Regions from separate parts of the Homo sapiens genome. Here region 2 is linked to region 1. A link is a loop called in an ENCODE intact Hi-C map of the cell type or tissue named here. Cell type or tissue: lower lobe of right lung. All regions are shown on one strand.

Region 1 (8,000 bases):
GAAACACACATCCAGTACCTGGTACTGTTAATATTCTTACAAATGTACATATTTTTGGGGAGGAATGTAAATTAGTTCAACCATTGTGGAAGACAATGTGGCGATTCCTCAAAGACCTAGAACCAGAAATACCATTTGGCCTAGCAATCCCATTACTGGGTATATACCCAAAGGAATATAAATCATTCTATTATGAAGATATATGCATGCGTATGTTCATTCCAGCACTATTCACAATAGCAAAGACATGGAATCAATGCAAATGCCCATCAGTGACAGACTGGATAAAGAAAATGTGGTACATTATACACCATGGAATACTATACAGCCCAAGGAATGAGATCATGTCCTTTGCAGGGACATGGATGAACCTGAAAGCAATTAGCTTCAGCAAACTAACACAGGAACAGAAAACCAACCAGCACAAGTTCTCACTCATCGCTGAACGATGAGAGCACATGGACACAGGGAGGGGAACAACACACACTAGGGCCTGTCGTGGGGCGGGGGTCGGGGGAGGGAGAACATCAGGATAAATAGCTAATGCATGCTGTGCTTAATATCTAGGTGACGGGTTGATAGGTGCTGCAAACCACCATGGCACACGTTTGCCTATGTAACCTGCATATCCTGCACATGTATCCTGGAACTTAAAATAAAATTACATTTAAAAAATAATAACAAATGTTTATCTTTCCCAGGGGATCTTAGGGATGCACTAGTCTAGGTAGAACCTGCCTCCTCTCCACCTCGCTGGTATCTGTAACCCCTTCTGGGGAAGGGAGATTGAAGTCAATTACCTTTCACTATGGCCCCAAACCTTAGATTCTAACAGGTGACAGTTCCAGCTTTTTCTTTTGTATCTGGTCCCAGACTTTAATGTTTTCTTTTTTCTCCCAAATTACCTCATAAATGCAGCAGCTTTTGAAGTATTAAAACTAAGGGAGGAGGGACACCCTGTTTATGACATTCTTGTGTTTCTGAATGAATTAATTATTTGCTTCTGCTATCACCCAAGGGAGCACCTCAGAGTAGCCCTATTCTCTGAGTCAATCCTACAGGTCCTTATAATGTTAAGTAGAAACACACAAGAGTACATTACACATAGATGCCCTTTGCCAGAATGAAATAACTGGAAAAAAATCCAGAACTACTTCTTTAGATCACTATTCTTCCTGAATCACCATATATTGGATCTTTTTTTTTTTCCCCACATATTGGATCTTAACTTGTTTTTTAAAGTGAGGGAGTTTTACCCGATCCCCCAATCCCACTTTGGAAGATTTGATAGAAAAAAAATGACTTGCATAATGGTGTGTAAAAAATGTTTATTGTAATCAATGGCAGTCTTTTTTATATTATAAATTAATTTGTATATTTTGCAATAATAGTATAAGGAACTCTGTATATCTTTTACACAGGTTCACTGGTTGCTTACATTTTCTGTTTTCTCCATTTGCTGTACATACCTGTATGTCTCTCTCTACATACACATTTCTATTTCTGTTACTATTTCTATTTCTAGCTCTAACACTAGTTATGGCTTTTATCCCCTAAGTCATTTGAGAGTAAGTTTGGAGACACTATGCCCCTTACTAAATATTCAGCGTATATTTTACTTTTTTTAAAAAAATGATATCCTCTTATATAACTACACTGTGATTATCAAGACCAGGAAATTTAACACTCACACAGTATCATTAGCTAATCCACGTTCCATATCCTCTCTTCATCCATTGCCTTATAATATCTTTTCTAACCATTTGGTTTTTCCAGCCCAAGATCTAATCCCGTATCGCATTAGTTGTCATGTTTTGTTAGTCCCCTTTAGTCTGGAACAGTTTCTCAGTCATTCTTTCTGTTTCTGACCTTGATATTTATGAAAATTAAAAGCCAGTTATTTTGTAAAATGTCCCCCACATTGAATTTGGCTGATGTTTCCTTGTGATTAGATTCAGGTTATGCATTTTTGGCAGGAAAACTGAAGAAGTAATTGCTGTCCTTCTGCGTACATCATATCAGGAGGTACATTATGTTAGTTTCTCCATTTTTAGTAATGTTAACTTTGATTAGTTAAGACATAATCTTTTTCTTTTACGTTGTTAAACATGTAAGAAGGGCTCTGTTTTAATCTGATTCTCTTTTTACCGCCAGTAATATAATGATCCTTTCTATGACCTTTATGACCCAGTGGGCCTGAGTGTGAATTTATTACCCTAATTACAGAACTGCCAAAACTGAAACAGAAAATGGTTTTTCTGAATGAGCCAGTAGAGGGTAGAATTTGGACTTGCTGAACCCAGTTCCATTAAAACCCAATCCCAGGAAAATTTGTCTCTTAAAAAAAAGAAAAAGAAAAAAGAGTTTTTGACTGAATTTATTTCTAAATTTATTTTGACCCCCTTGATTGCTAACCGTGAGGACCCAGAATTCTTCTCAAGGAGTGTATAAAGCCCAGGATGGCTTGAGGATTTTTAGATTTTCTTTTAGGAGACATTGATTCAATTTTTAAAAATTATTATCTCATAATTTTAAAATTATGAGATTTAAAATTATTTAAATTAAATAATTTAAAAATTATTATCTCATAATTTTAAAAAATTATTATTTAATCTTTAAGCCCCTAGCTCAAAGATTACAGGAGTAATATGGGGTGGTTGTGAGTCTTCATTCTCTCAGGAAACATGGCATTAGGCTTTGGGATCTGTGCATCAAATATAGAAGAATTCATTATGGTTGCAGTTCTTGAACAACAAGCACGGGAAACCTGTAACTGTCAAGCTTTAATTTGGTGATGCTGTGTATTGTTGAGTGGGTGGAAGGAAAATTTACCTGTAAGTCAGGTTAAGTATATCTGAGAAACAATTCATACCCATTCAAAAGGTCAGCTTCATATCTTACCCCAAAGTCTTTCAGAAAAGGAAACCCACTGCATTCATTTCATTTTTCTGAAGAAAACCTAATTTTGCACATCTGACTCTACGTTTGTTTTTGCCGAGTACAGACTTATGCAAGCACATTTTCCATTCTCTTCACCACTAATGAGAAAAATTATAACCTCATAAGCTCTCCCTGTATTATAGCAATAACAAAACACTGCCAAATATAGCCTTGTCTAACTATTATGAATATCTTTATACTTGGAGACCACAGCCGCAATAGCTAGCACTATAATTAGCTATCTAATCCATCTGGCTGGGGAAAATATACTATTATTTATGAGTGCTATTCTTGCACTGAATATCCCGTAGATGACTAATTGCTGATTTAAAAATTCGGAACCACGAATCTAGAGTATCTATAATGGTGTACAATGTTTTCTAGTTATTCATCAAGAAGTAAAGGGGCATTTATTGCATGTCTCCAACATACCTGAAGGTTAATGTTAAGGGTTTTATGCAGACCATGTTCATACATTTACAAATTGGGCCCATGAATTTAAGTCTTAGTAATTCAGCATATTAAACTCCAGTCACATCTTCTCCCTTAAAAGGCACTATTTTACAAGTATAATATAAATGTATTCATTGACTCATAATTATTTACATGACCTCCAAAACAAGGTGAGTCTTGTGTGTAGTGTGGGTATTTTGTTGAGGCGCTGACATGATTTTCTTTTTCTCCCTTCTCATTTATTACAGTGTTTTAGTGTGAACGTTTGATCCTTACAGAGATTTTAATCCACCTGCCTTCTTAGGCCTCCAGTAGGCAGCCTGAGATACCTGGTGGTGTCTGCTACCCAAATCCAGCTCCGATGCTCTAGCTGAAGAAGAAGAATCTCCTGCAACTCCTGAGTCATTTTGGTACTGGTGCCTGGGAAGGTGATACCTCTCCTTCGTCCCTGGCCTCTACCCACTTGTCAGTACAAACCCCTAGTTGAGGCAACCAAAATATCTCCAGCCTTTGCCAAGTGCTCTTTGTGGGGCAAAACTAACTGCTCTAACTTGAATTTATTTTATGTCTGATGTCAAGCTTTTGTTATCGTTTACTACGGACACTGAGAATAATTGGTCACCATTTTCTTTTTTCTTTTTTTCTTTTTTTTTTTTTTTGAGATGGACTCTCGCTCTGTCACCGGGCTGGAGTGCAATGGCACAACCTTGGCTCACTGCAACCTTCGACTCCCTAGTTCAAGCGATTCTCCTGCCTCAGCCTCCTGAATAGCTGGGATTACAGGCATGCACCACCACGCCCAGCTAATTTTTGTATTTTTAGTAGAGACAGGGTTTCACCATGTTGGCTAGGATGGTGTCGATCTCCTGACCTCATGATCCACCTGCCTCGGCCTCCCAAAGTGCTGGGATTACAGGAGTGAGCCACTGCGCCTAGCCTGGTCACCATTTTCTATTGAATAACATCAAGGGAGGCCATTTTTACTTTTTTTTTTTTTTAGATGGAATCTCACTCCGTCACCCAGGTTGTGGTACATTGGCATGATCTCAGCTCACTGCAAACTCTACCTCTGGGGTTTAAGCGATTCTTCTGCCTCAGCTTCCCAAGTAGCTGGGATTACAGGCATCCACCACTATGCCTAGCTAAGTTTTCGTTTTTTGCATTTTTAGTAGAGACAGTTTCACCAGGTTGATCTCGAGTTGGCCAGGCTGATCTCGAACTCCTGACTCAAGTGATCTGCCCACCTTGGCCTCCCAAAGTGCTGGGATTGCAGGCATGAGCCACCATGCCCAGCCCATTTTTACTTTTCTAAGCAGATACAAACATTTCATCATCCTCTAACTGGACTTCACTATTTTAAAATAATGACAATGTAACTCTGGACTGATTACTTTGATTTCTTAGTGACAAAATTTCTAGTTTCCTTTCATTTCCTCTTTTTCATTGAAAGATTATCGAAGACAGACTTCTAGCTAGCTTTAATCTTGAAGTCAGTGATTCTTAACCATTTTTATATCACCATTTGATATGCAATTTGATGAGAGGTAAGTAGCCCCTCCTTAGAATGATATGTATATGTACAGACATAAATTTCACATACGATTTCAGGAGATTCCAGGACATACCTCGTTAGTCCTTTCATGGAACCCAGGTTATAACTCTGTTTTAAAATTAGTGCCAGTCCATTGAGTTACGGGCTTGTGAGGTTTTGAAGTAAAGCGAGCCTGAGTACGTCTGAGCAAGTCTGATTTCATGAGAGTTTTGCTCCTTCGCCTCGTGTTTTCTGGGAAAACGCCCAGGCACTGTTAACCTTTTCCTAAGCAGCTTCTTCTCTTGTCTCCCATGTTATTGTCTTGCCCTGTGGTTTTGTCAATCCTTTTTTCTTTTTTTCTTTTTTTTTTTTTTTTTTTGAGAAAGAGTCTCGCTCTGTCTCCCAGGCTGGAGTGCAGTGGCGCGATCTTGGCTCACTGCAAGCTCCACCTCCTGGGTTCACGCCATTCTCCTGCCTCAGCCTCCCGAGTAGCTGGGACTACAGGTGCCCGCCACTACGCCCGGCTAATTTTTTGTATTTTTAGTAGAGACGGGGTTTCACCGTTTTAGCCGGGATGGTCTCGATCTCCTGACCTCGTGATCCGCCCGCCTCGGCCTCCCAAAGTGCTGGGATTACAGGCGTGAGCCACCACACCCTGCCGTCAATCCATTATTTTTATTTTGTGGGTTTTGTTTGTTTGGTTTTTAACCTATTGCAAGTTTGAAGATATTTTCCAACACATTATTGTTCTTTGCTTCAATTACTGATTTTGATAGCAGTACAGTCAGAATACTCAACAATAGTAGGTGGGATGTGTCCCACTGCTTCCCCCTGACTCCCCACCACCCAGAAACTGTTGAAGAAAACCAAGCAAGGGACTTCAAGGCTAGTGTAACCCTGCTGTGTGCTGTCCCCTCATCTATCTCTTCAAGCCCATTCCCCCTGCAAAGCAATAAAAGAAGAAAGGAAGGAAGAAAAGGAAGGAAGAAAAGGAAGGAAGGAAGGGAGGGAGGAAGGGAGGGAGGGAGGGAGGGAGGGAGGAAGGCAGGGAGGGAGGGAGGGAGGGAGGAAAAGAGGGAGAAAGAGGAAAGGAGAGGAGAGGAAAGGAGAGGAGGGGAGGGGAGGGGAGAGGAGGAAGGAAAATTACATACACGAAAGCACCGCTGAGCAATCCAAAGTATTCCTTGGATGGGATGAAGAAAAATGAGCATACTGTCAAGCAAACAACTTCTGAATATCTCTATAGACATTCCTCCATTGTGGGTCCCTGCATCCAGTTCCCCATTCACACTGTTCCCCGTCTCCTACAGACAGCCATTCTGTTCTGCCCTCAAACTCAGATGCCCCTCTCATTCTGATGCAGAGACAAAAAGACCTTGAGTCAATCGGCCCCTTCTTAAGAAAGCAGTTTAAGATCTTCAGTTACTATTTCAATGCATGCTTTGGTGAGTCATCCCACCTACACCTCAATCCCAAGTGATTTATCAGAATATTTTTTCCAAACCCACAGAATATTCTTCCCCAATGGAATCCTCACAAAATTGCTGAGGCATATTTTTTTTAATATCATTACACAATAAGAAGTAGCATAAGTGGTTATTTTCTACATCCTTGATACTCAAAATATGATCCCTGAATTAGCAGCATTAGCATGACCTGGAATCTTATTAGGAATGCAGAGTCTCAGACTCCACCCCGTATCTATGGAATCAGAATCTGCAATTTAAACAGCATTCCCAGGTGATTCAAGTGCACATTCAAGTGTCCTCTACCACTATTCTCATACCCTTACAACCCATGCTGGAGTTGCCTTGGGGTCGTGGACATTGCATTGAGGGGGTGGGGGCCTGGAGAACATTGCCTCCTTCTTCTTTCTTCTTCCACCCCCTGCTCCAGCTCAATTTAAGGGCTAGGTCAGCAGCTCTCCCTTTAGCTAAAAGTGGCTCCTCACTCACCCTCTTCCCCTGGCCCCAATCACTATCATTCTCTGGACTGTGAAGTAGTTGCTTAAGCTCTTTTGTTGTTGTTGTTGTATTTTGTTTGAGACAGAGTTTCACTCTGTCACCCAGCTGGAGTCCAGTGGCACGATCTTGGCTCACTGCAACCTCTGCCTCCCCATTCAAGCAATAATTCTCTGCTTCAGCCTCCCAAGTAGCTGGGATTACAGGTGCCCACCAACATGCCTGGCTAATTTTTGTATTTTTAGTAGAGACAGGGTTTCACCATATTGGCCAGGCTGGTCTTGAACTCCTAACCTTGTGATCCACCTACCTTGGCCTCTCAAAGTGCTAGGATTACAGGCGTGAGCCACCGTACCCAGCCTGCTCAAGTTCTTAGATTCCTTTGTTTTCTGCTCTGCTTTCATATATTTTATGCTAGGGGTGAGATAGACCATAACATTTTACGATAACAACCACTTCCTAGTGTTCTATACCATTGCAGGATGATTATAGTTAACACTAATATGTATTTTCAAATAGCTAGAAGGAGGATATTGACTGCTGCCAACACAAAGAAATGATAAATGTTTGGGATGATGGATACGCTAACTACCCTGATCTGATCACTCTACATTATATGTATCAAAATGTGACTATGTACCCCATGTATATATTATTTATCAACTTGGGGTAAATAGTGATTTATTTTTTAAAAAAACTGCCTCTTCTGAGTATTCTAATATGTGCCAAGCACTGCGCTAAGCTCTTTTATATGAATCATTAAACTGATTCTCTTACAACAGCACTGAAAGTAGATAGTTTCATCCCCATTTACAGATGAGGAAACTAAGGCTTATGAATATGAAATAATTTTCCCAAGGTCTCATAGCTGGCCAGGAGGCAGAGGCAAGATCAAGTCCTGGTCTGCCATTTCCCCTGTACCATGCTGCATTTCTTTTACAACCATAATGCCACGTTTAATCTTGTAATTTGTTATTCGGTGCTCAGGATCAAGATAATTTATATCTAAATCTATATATCAAAGAGTTATTTTTTTTCCTCAAGACTTTGTCCCTTTCCTCAAGCAGCCCACATCTGGAAGCTGTAAGTAACAAGTAAAGTAGACTACAATGTGA
Region 2 (8,000 bases), 250 kb after region 1:
TAAAATCTAAGCACCCTACCCTAGATTTCAAGACTCTATATAATCAGGCTTCTAATAATCTCTCCTAATTCATTTATTGCCACTCTCCCCCTTGATCATCGTTCCCTGTCATCCCTTACCCTTCTTGCTGTCCCTCAAACACGCCAAGCTCTCCTCCACATAACGGTTTTGCCTTATTGTTCTTCCTCCCTCTAAGGTTCCCTCTCTGGGTCTCTGCATGGCTGGCTCCTTCCTACTGAATAACAGGCTTGGTTTAAATGTCATCTTATCAGAAGGTGGCAACCCAACCTAACAGAGCACTCCTTCCCAGACACTCCCCATCACAATACCCTATTTTACTTTCAACGTAAGATTTACCACTAATTGATATTTTTGTTCATGTATTTATTCGTGATCTGCTTCCATCAAGGCTCCATGAAAACAGTGACTTTGTCTTTTCTGTACATTATTCTACTGCTGGCAGGGCTGTCCCTAGAAAGGTGTGAACTCAGAGCAGTTCAATCAATACAGGGCCCAGCCAAGACAATCACACCTGAAAAGGGGCCTCACTGTCAGCATCTTCAACAAGCCCCCTGAAATATCACTAACGGTAGACATTTTAAAATTGAACTTCAATGATGTTCTGAGATGAGTGGTGAAGTGCAGCATCCTGGATGCTGCCCCCAAACCTGTAGAACAACACTTGGGACATAATGGGGACCTGACAAATGCTTCTTAAATGAATGAACATGAGGACTAAAGTAAGATAACTTGCTTAAGTTCCAGCTTACGTTAGCCACTCAATAAGCATTAGCTACCCTCTTGGAGACTCAGTTTCCACACTGTTAAAAAAAGGAGAGAGACTAAATGTTCTCTGAAAGCTTTTCCAACTCTTACCCTTCATTCATTTTCCAATAATTTATTTTCATTCATACATTCAAAAAACACTTCATTCATTGAGAACCTCCTATGTAGTAAGACTTATAGACACTGGATTTACACTAGTGAAGAAGATAAATATAATCAATGCCCTCCAGGAGCTTACAGTCTAAGAGTATTAAACAATTATACAAATAAAGGTATAATTAAAAATTAATTTCCATAAGAGTAAATTACTAGGAATAAAGAGATAGAGAGGCTAGGAAGACAGGAGGGAAGATGGGTGTAATTATTATTATTATTATTATTTTTTGAGACGGAGTCTCGCTCTTATTGCCCAGACTGGAGTGCAGTGGCACAGTTTTGGCTCACTGCTACCTCTGCCTCCTGGGTTCAAGTGATTCTCTTGCCTCAGCCTCCCAAGCAGCTGGGACTAGAGGCACCCCGCCACCAAGCCTGGCTAATTTTTGTACTTTTAGTAGACACGGGGTTTCACCACGTTGGCCAGGCTGCTCTGAAACTCCTGACCTCAGGTGGTCCGCCTGCCTCAGCCTCCCGAAGTGCTGGGATTACAGGTGTGAGCCACCACGCCCAGCCAATGGGTGTAATTGTAACATCAATTATCTGCTTCATTTACTAGTCTCATCCTGGCCTTCTTCAACCATGCTCCTCTGACAATGCTCCCTGTGATGGGTATAATCCTCCCACCCTTGTTGGCCAAAAACAGACTCTGCCTCCATCCAGAAACTCTGAAGTACAACCTGCAAATGGAAAGTGATGTGTCAATTTCCCCAGCTATCACTAGCAACAAAACCCAACTTTCTCCTGAAGCTTATAGTGTTAAGAACTCTTTTCTTTTCTTTTCTTTTCTTTTCTTTTTTTTTTTTGAGATGGAGTCTCGCCCTGTCACCCAGGCTGGAGTGCAATGGCGTAGTCTCAGCTAACTGCAACCTCCGCCTCCCGGGTTCAAGCGATTCTCCTGCCTCAGCCTCCCGAGTAACTGGGACTACAGACGCGCACCACAAATTCAAGTTCTAGGGTCAGGCAGGGTTGGGTTCAAATCCCTGCTCCACCACTTACCAACTATGTGATCTGGGGCAAATCATGTAAACTACTTAACTTCAGTCTCCTCTTCAAGAAAATGTAAAAACTGTCATTGCACCTGCCCTTTAAGACTACTGTAAAGACGAATGACAAAGCCATGTAGAATGCACAGCATAGCACCTGACATTGCCTACCATTACCACGATTGCTCCCTGACACCAGCCCAGCAGCGGCCCCAGAACTGCTTTGGTTTCTGTAAACATCATTATGTTCCTACTGGGAACAAACACCTAGATGCATGATATGATGTTCTACACAGGAGGCCTTTCCTTTTTCCTCTTTCCTTTCATATGCTTTTGGCTACTTCTTGTCCCTGCATCTAAAGGATAGCTGCTACATTATTATTCCTGTGTTTATCAAGAATTTAGATAAAAGTAAGAGGCTGGAAAATTGAAAGGGAGCTCATACCCTATCTTCAGAATCACAGGAATAAAAATAGACTGAAACAGGGTTAGACAAATAAATAGAAGGCTATGAAGCTTCTCAAGACAGTCTCTCTGGTGTGGTCATTTTCTAGAAATCCAAACTGCCACCAAGTGTGAAAACGTCAGCACACTAAGAGGATGGTACAGCAAGAGCCTAGGTTAGAAATAATAAACATATTCACAGGCTGAACAAGTCTTATAGGTCAAGGGAAGTATCTGAAAGAACTCAATGTTCTTCTTAAGAGCTAATTACACAGACAGTGACATCATCAATGGCATCAACGAACTTCTCCCCCAAAAAGGAAACAAATGAGACTTTAAGAGAAATAACAATTTTAATAACAACATTGGCTGAAGGAATATCCAACATTTTTAGAGCATGTCAGAATTGACAGCGCGCTTCCAGATGCAGGATCACATTTGATTCCCTCTTTACAGATAAGGAAACTGAGGCTCTGAGAGTTTGACCTGTCATGATGCCACACGGCTAGTGATACCACATGGCAAAGAAGGAATTCAAAACCAAATAATCTGAGGCAAAAGTTCTTTCCTTGCTAATGCCTATAAAAGTATAAAAGCATTGCTATGAAAGTATAAAATATTGCTATAAAAGCACTGCTATAAAAGTATAAAATTAAGCCCTGTTAAGTGAATGGGTGCCCACTAGAATAGGCTTTTACAGTTGGACTGAATATACCTGACTTACCCAAAGCGAAGGTATTTATCTCAGAGGTTAATAAAAAGAAAGCATCAAGCTCACTGTGGAACAGGATCACGCTGCCCCCCTGTGTCCATTCCTTTTTTCCCACCTTTGTAAACTGAAGAACAGGAAGGGTCTTTATTTCTTGGCAGCAAAGATCACTAGACTTCTTCATTCTTTAGCAGTAAAGCTATATGCACATCTGGATATTATTACTTGTATTATTAATTTACTTGTACCATTAACTTAATGATCATAACATGTCTTTTGAGTATAAGTGTGTTTGAAAGCAATGAGAAAAAATATCAAGCAATAAATACAGCTAAATGAAAAGGTAACAATTCAGCCAATAGAGAAATTGGTCCCTGAGAACCCAAATATGGCCCATGTGACCCCACAGTGCAGTCCACAGGAAACTTTAAGAAAAAAAAAAAATTTTTGCTAGTATCAAGGATCAGCAGATCATGAGGGCTCACTGCCACTACTACGTGCCCGGAGCCACCAGCATCACACTAGGAAGACTGGCACAGTGTAGATCATGTGCAAAGTATGCCTGTAAAAACATACCTTGAACAAATTAATGGATCAAACTGTACTACATCTGAAGCTAAGTAAAATCAATTGTTATTTTGAGCAATTCAAATTTAATTCCACTAAAATTATAATCTGAAATTGAGAGATTGTAAATTAAAAAAACAAGTATAACACAGTTCCCATTGTGCATCTTATTAATTTTTGAGTTATAACCAGTATTTATGCACTCAGCTAGAATATTCTGCAATCATTCTTTTCAAACAACTATTCTTGCAACCTTTTCACAGATGGGCTTCTTGTCACATGAAAAACATATAGCACTCCAAGACATATTAAGTTTTAACAAGCAAGTTGCAGAATATATATAGTCAACATATATATAGGTGTGTGTGTATATATGTTGAAAATACATATTCTGCAACTGACTTTTTAAAATGCAGTATATCTTGGACTGTCATATGTCTTTCAAGAGACCAGAAAACCAACATTTAGTATATTCAACAACCATAAAATATATACACACGTAACTATATATACTAAATACTAAATATATTCGTGTTTATATATACTGTATTTAATATATAGTCATCCCTAAGTATCCACAGGAGGTTGGTTTCAGGAACCCTTGCAGATATGAAAATATCCATGAATGCTCAAGTCCCTGATATAAAATGGTGTAGTTGCGGTGAGTTGGTCGAAGGTAAAAAGAGCATAATAATAAAACATTAAAAATAAGAAATAAAATGGTGTAATATTTGCATATAACCTATGCACATCCTCCTGTATACTTCAGATCATCTCTAGATTACTTATAATACCTAACATAATGTAAATGTTATCTAATAGTTGTTATGCTGTATTGTTAAGGGACTAATGACAAGAAAAAGTCTGTACATGTTCAGTACAGACACAACCATCATAGGCCTAACTACATTTTCGAGTAATGGTTAGCCAAATTCATGGATGTGGAACTTGACAATCAGAAGGTCCAACTATATATAGGGTATGCGCGTGCATGTGTGGTTATTTTACGGTTGGCTGAATGTACTAAATGCATTTTAGAAGGTTTAAAAAGACACACATCAAATTGTTTTGTTCTGTTTTGTTTTGTTGAGACAGGGTCTCACTCTGTTGCCCAAGCTGGAGTGCAGTGGCAAGATCACAGCTCACTGCAGCCTCAACCTCTTTGGCTCAGGTGACCTCCCCAGCCTCCCAAGTAGCTGGGACTACAGGCATGCACCAGCACACATAGCTAATTTTTTTATTTTCAGTAGAGATGAGGTTTCACCATGTTTCCCGGGCTGTACCTGAACTCCTGTGCTCAAGCAATCCACCCACCTTTGCCTCTCAAAGTGCTGGGATTACAGGCGCAAGCCACCATACCTGGCCCACATCAAATTGTTAATGGTAATTATCTGTCAGGGATTGTTGAATGGGCTTTTGACATTTTCTTTTACATACTTTCGTGTTAAATTTTTTATAGTGAGATTACTTAGGTATTGAGTAACTTTTTTAAAATCCATGTAAAATTAAATAAGACCAAAGTGGGCATGCTTCTACTTCCTCAGCATACTAAAATATAATGTGCCAGCAGTGATATATGTTTGAACATAAAATTGGGTCAAATAAGAATAAAAAACTTATGGAAAAAAACTCAATGCCCTGATTTCAGCCTGTCACTTTTAGGCTGAAAAACATTCAGTGAGAATTTCTGAAAAGTAGTCAGGAGGCACCTGCTCAGTTCCGTCTACCTATGAAGGTAATGACATCTCCAAAAGCACCTATTCTTAAATTCACAGAGTGGGGTTCTTTTCTGTCTCCAGCGGCAGCCTTTGCCAAAGAACCAAGAAGCAGAAGAAAGAACTACAGACTCCTGGGTTCACTGCACTTCACTTGGGCCCTTGACCTGCTCCAGTGATATCCACAGCAGGCAGGACTATGATCCCTATCAAAAGCCTCCTCAGTCCTCTTTGCTTTAGTTGAGACATTTGCTAGTCTCATCTTCCTTCTCCCATGCTCTCTTAAGAAAAAGAAAAGCACACACCATAAAACATCAAAATAACACAACAAAACAGGGAAAATATAACTGTTTTAAGCATAACTGATTGAAAACATTGTTAAAAATAAGAATTTATAACAAAATCAACATTTATATCCAGACATCACTCCATAAGTAATCAAAGGACAGTGACAGTCACTTTATACAGAAGGAAAGAAAGAAAACAAATCATAATATGGGAAAATGAAAATTTTTAAGAAGTTTTAAATTTAAGGTTGTCACAGTCACATCTAAAAGGGAGATAGATCATAAAATAGGATAAAATATATTTTTATCTATTTATTTATTTAGATGGAGTCTGGCTCTGTGGCCCAGGCTGGAGTGCAGTGGTGCAATCTTAGCTCATTGCAACCTCTGCCTCCCGGGTTCAAGCAGTTCTCCTGTCTCAGCCTCCCAAGTAGCTCGGATTACAGGCACCTGACATCATTCCCAGCTAATTTTTGTATTTTTAGTAGAAACAGGGTTTCACTATGTTGGCCAGGTTGGTCTCAAACTCCTGACCTCATGATCCGCCCACCTTGGCCTCCCCAAGTGCTGGGATTATAAGCGTGAGCCATGACATACTTTGCAAACACAACAAATCCAATTGACAGTATCCAGCATTAACTAGGATATGGGGAAGGGGCATGCCATGCACTCCTGGATGCAGTAGAAGTATTGGAACCTTATTGGGGATCAGTTTACCCCAGTTTAAAAGGCATGGTTCAATCTAGTAATTCTATTATTTGTAAATATACCAAGAGAGAAATATTTTTATAAAAATGTGGAAAAAAAGAAAATCTAAATGCTCAACAATATTAATTTATGGATAACACCACCACTATGGAAAAATACACAGCTATTGAAAATGACAAGTAAACTACAGGTAATAATGTAAAGTAAGAAAAGTAAAACCCAAAATACTATGGAAATACTATTTATAGACCTATAAAAAACACATATGTAAATTAATAAAATTCTTTATAGCTATCAAAATAATGATGTAGGCCGGGGGCAGTGGCTCACGTCTGTAACCCCAGCACTCTGGGAGGCCGAAGCAGGCAGATCACCTGAGGTCAGGAGTTCGACACCAGCCTGGCCAACTTGGTGAAACCCTGACTCTACAAAAAATACACAAAAATTAGCTGGACGCATTGGCAGGTGCCCATAATTCCAGCTATTCAGGAGGCTGAGGCAGGAGAATCACTTGAACACGGGAGGTGGATGTTACAGTGAGCTGAGCTTGCATCACTGCACTCCAGCCTGGGCAACAGAGCTAGATTCTGTCTCAAAAAAATCAATTTGAAAAAAAAAGATGTAGATTTATGCATTTAGAAATGACAACATAGGCAAGGCATGGTGGCTCATGCCTATAAACCCAGCACTTTGGGTGGCCAAGGTGGGAGAATCACTTGCATCCAGGAGTTTGAGACCAGCCTAGGCAACATAGTAAGATGCCATCTCTGCAAAAAAAAAAAAAAAAAAAAAAAAAAAAAAAAAAAATGTAGCTGGGCATGGTGCATGCCTGTAGTTCCAGCTACTGGGAGGCTGAGGCAGGAGAACTGCTCAAGCCCAGGAGGTCATACCACTGCATTCAGTCTGAGTGACAGAGTGAGATCTTGTCTCAAAAAATATATATAAAAAATAAAATTAAATTTAAAAAATTTAAACAACAATATAATGGTGACATACAAGGGGGAAAGCTAATAACAGAAAAAAAACTATGCTATGTAAAAATTCCATATCTATGTGTTCTTCTATCTACAGAGAAATATCAAGAAATATGTTCATCAAAATATAAATAAAGATTCTCTCAGGATTACGTGATGTGGGAATGCTTTTTACAAGTAAAAATTATGAAGCTGTTTTCATTTTGAGAAAGAAAAAAAGCAGAAATGCGTAATAGCAGAGATCAGAGGAGAATTTTCTGAGTTTTCAGTATTCTCTCTCTCTCTCTCTCTCTCTCTCTCACACACACACACACACACACACACACACACACACACACTTCTATGCCAACAACCCTAAAATCACCAGATAGCTATACTGAAAGGCTATTTATGAGAATTGGTGCCACTGGGTGGCAGGTCCTAACCTCTCTCACCAGCTCAGGTCTTATGTCACTCAAGACACACTGCATAGCAAAAGTACCACAGAACAGCTTCCTCCTAGAATCTCATGATTCTAGCACAGGGGTCACAGACTTTCTGTAAAGGGTCAGACTACTAAATGTTTTAGGCTTTGTAGGCCATCTGTTCAAATTTACTCACCTCTGTCATTGTTCTGCAAAAGTGGCTATAAACACTACTTAAACAAATGAGTATGGCTATGTTCAAAAAAG

What was found. A loop is a pair of places that touch in the nucleus more often than their neighbours do. Peaks named below come from ENCODE experiments on the same cell type or tissue, not always from the same donor. Only the 100,000 strongest peaks of a DNase experiment are listed, where the experiment ranks them.
Region 2: a loop joins it to region 1, with 3 times the contacts of the local background. A loop is called at or near these places in 79 of 110 quality-filtered maps.

The regions. Positions count from the first base shown.
Region 1 is chr9:4,391,741-4,399,740 of GRCh38, forward strand. It overlaps a transcript of GLIS3 not described here. Among named protein-coding and RNA genes, the nearest start is that of SLC1A1, 95 kb to the right of the region's middle. In lower lobe of right lung, no CTCF peak of the experiment used is centred here; no DNase peak of the experiment used is centred here.
Region 2 is chr9:4,637,058-4,645,057 of GRCh38, forward strand. The region is part of intron 3 of SPATA6L (spermatogenesis associated 6 like); the gene reads right to left. Among named protein-coding and RNA genes, the nearest start is that of PLPP6, 21 kb to the right of the region's middle. In lower lobe of right lung, a CTCF peak has its summit at 3,165 (motif pointing left); no DNase peak of the experiment used is centred here.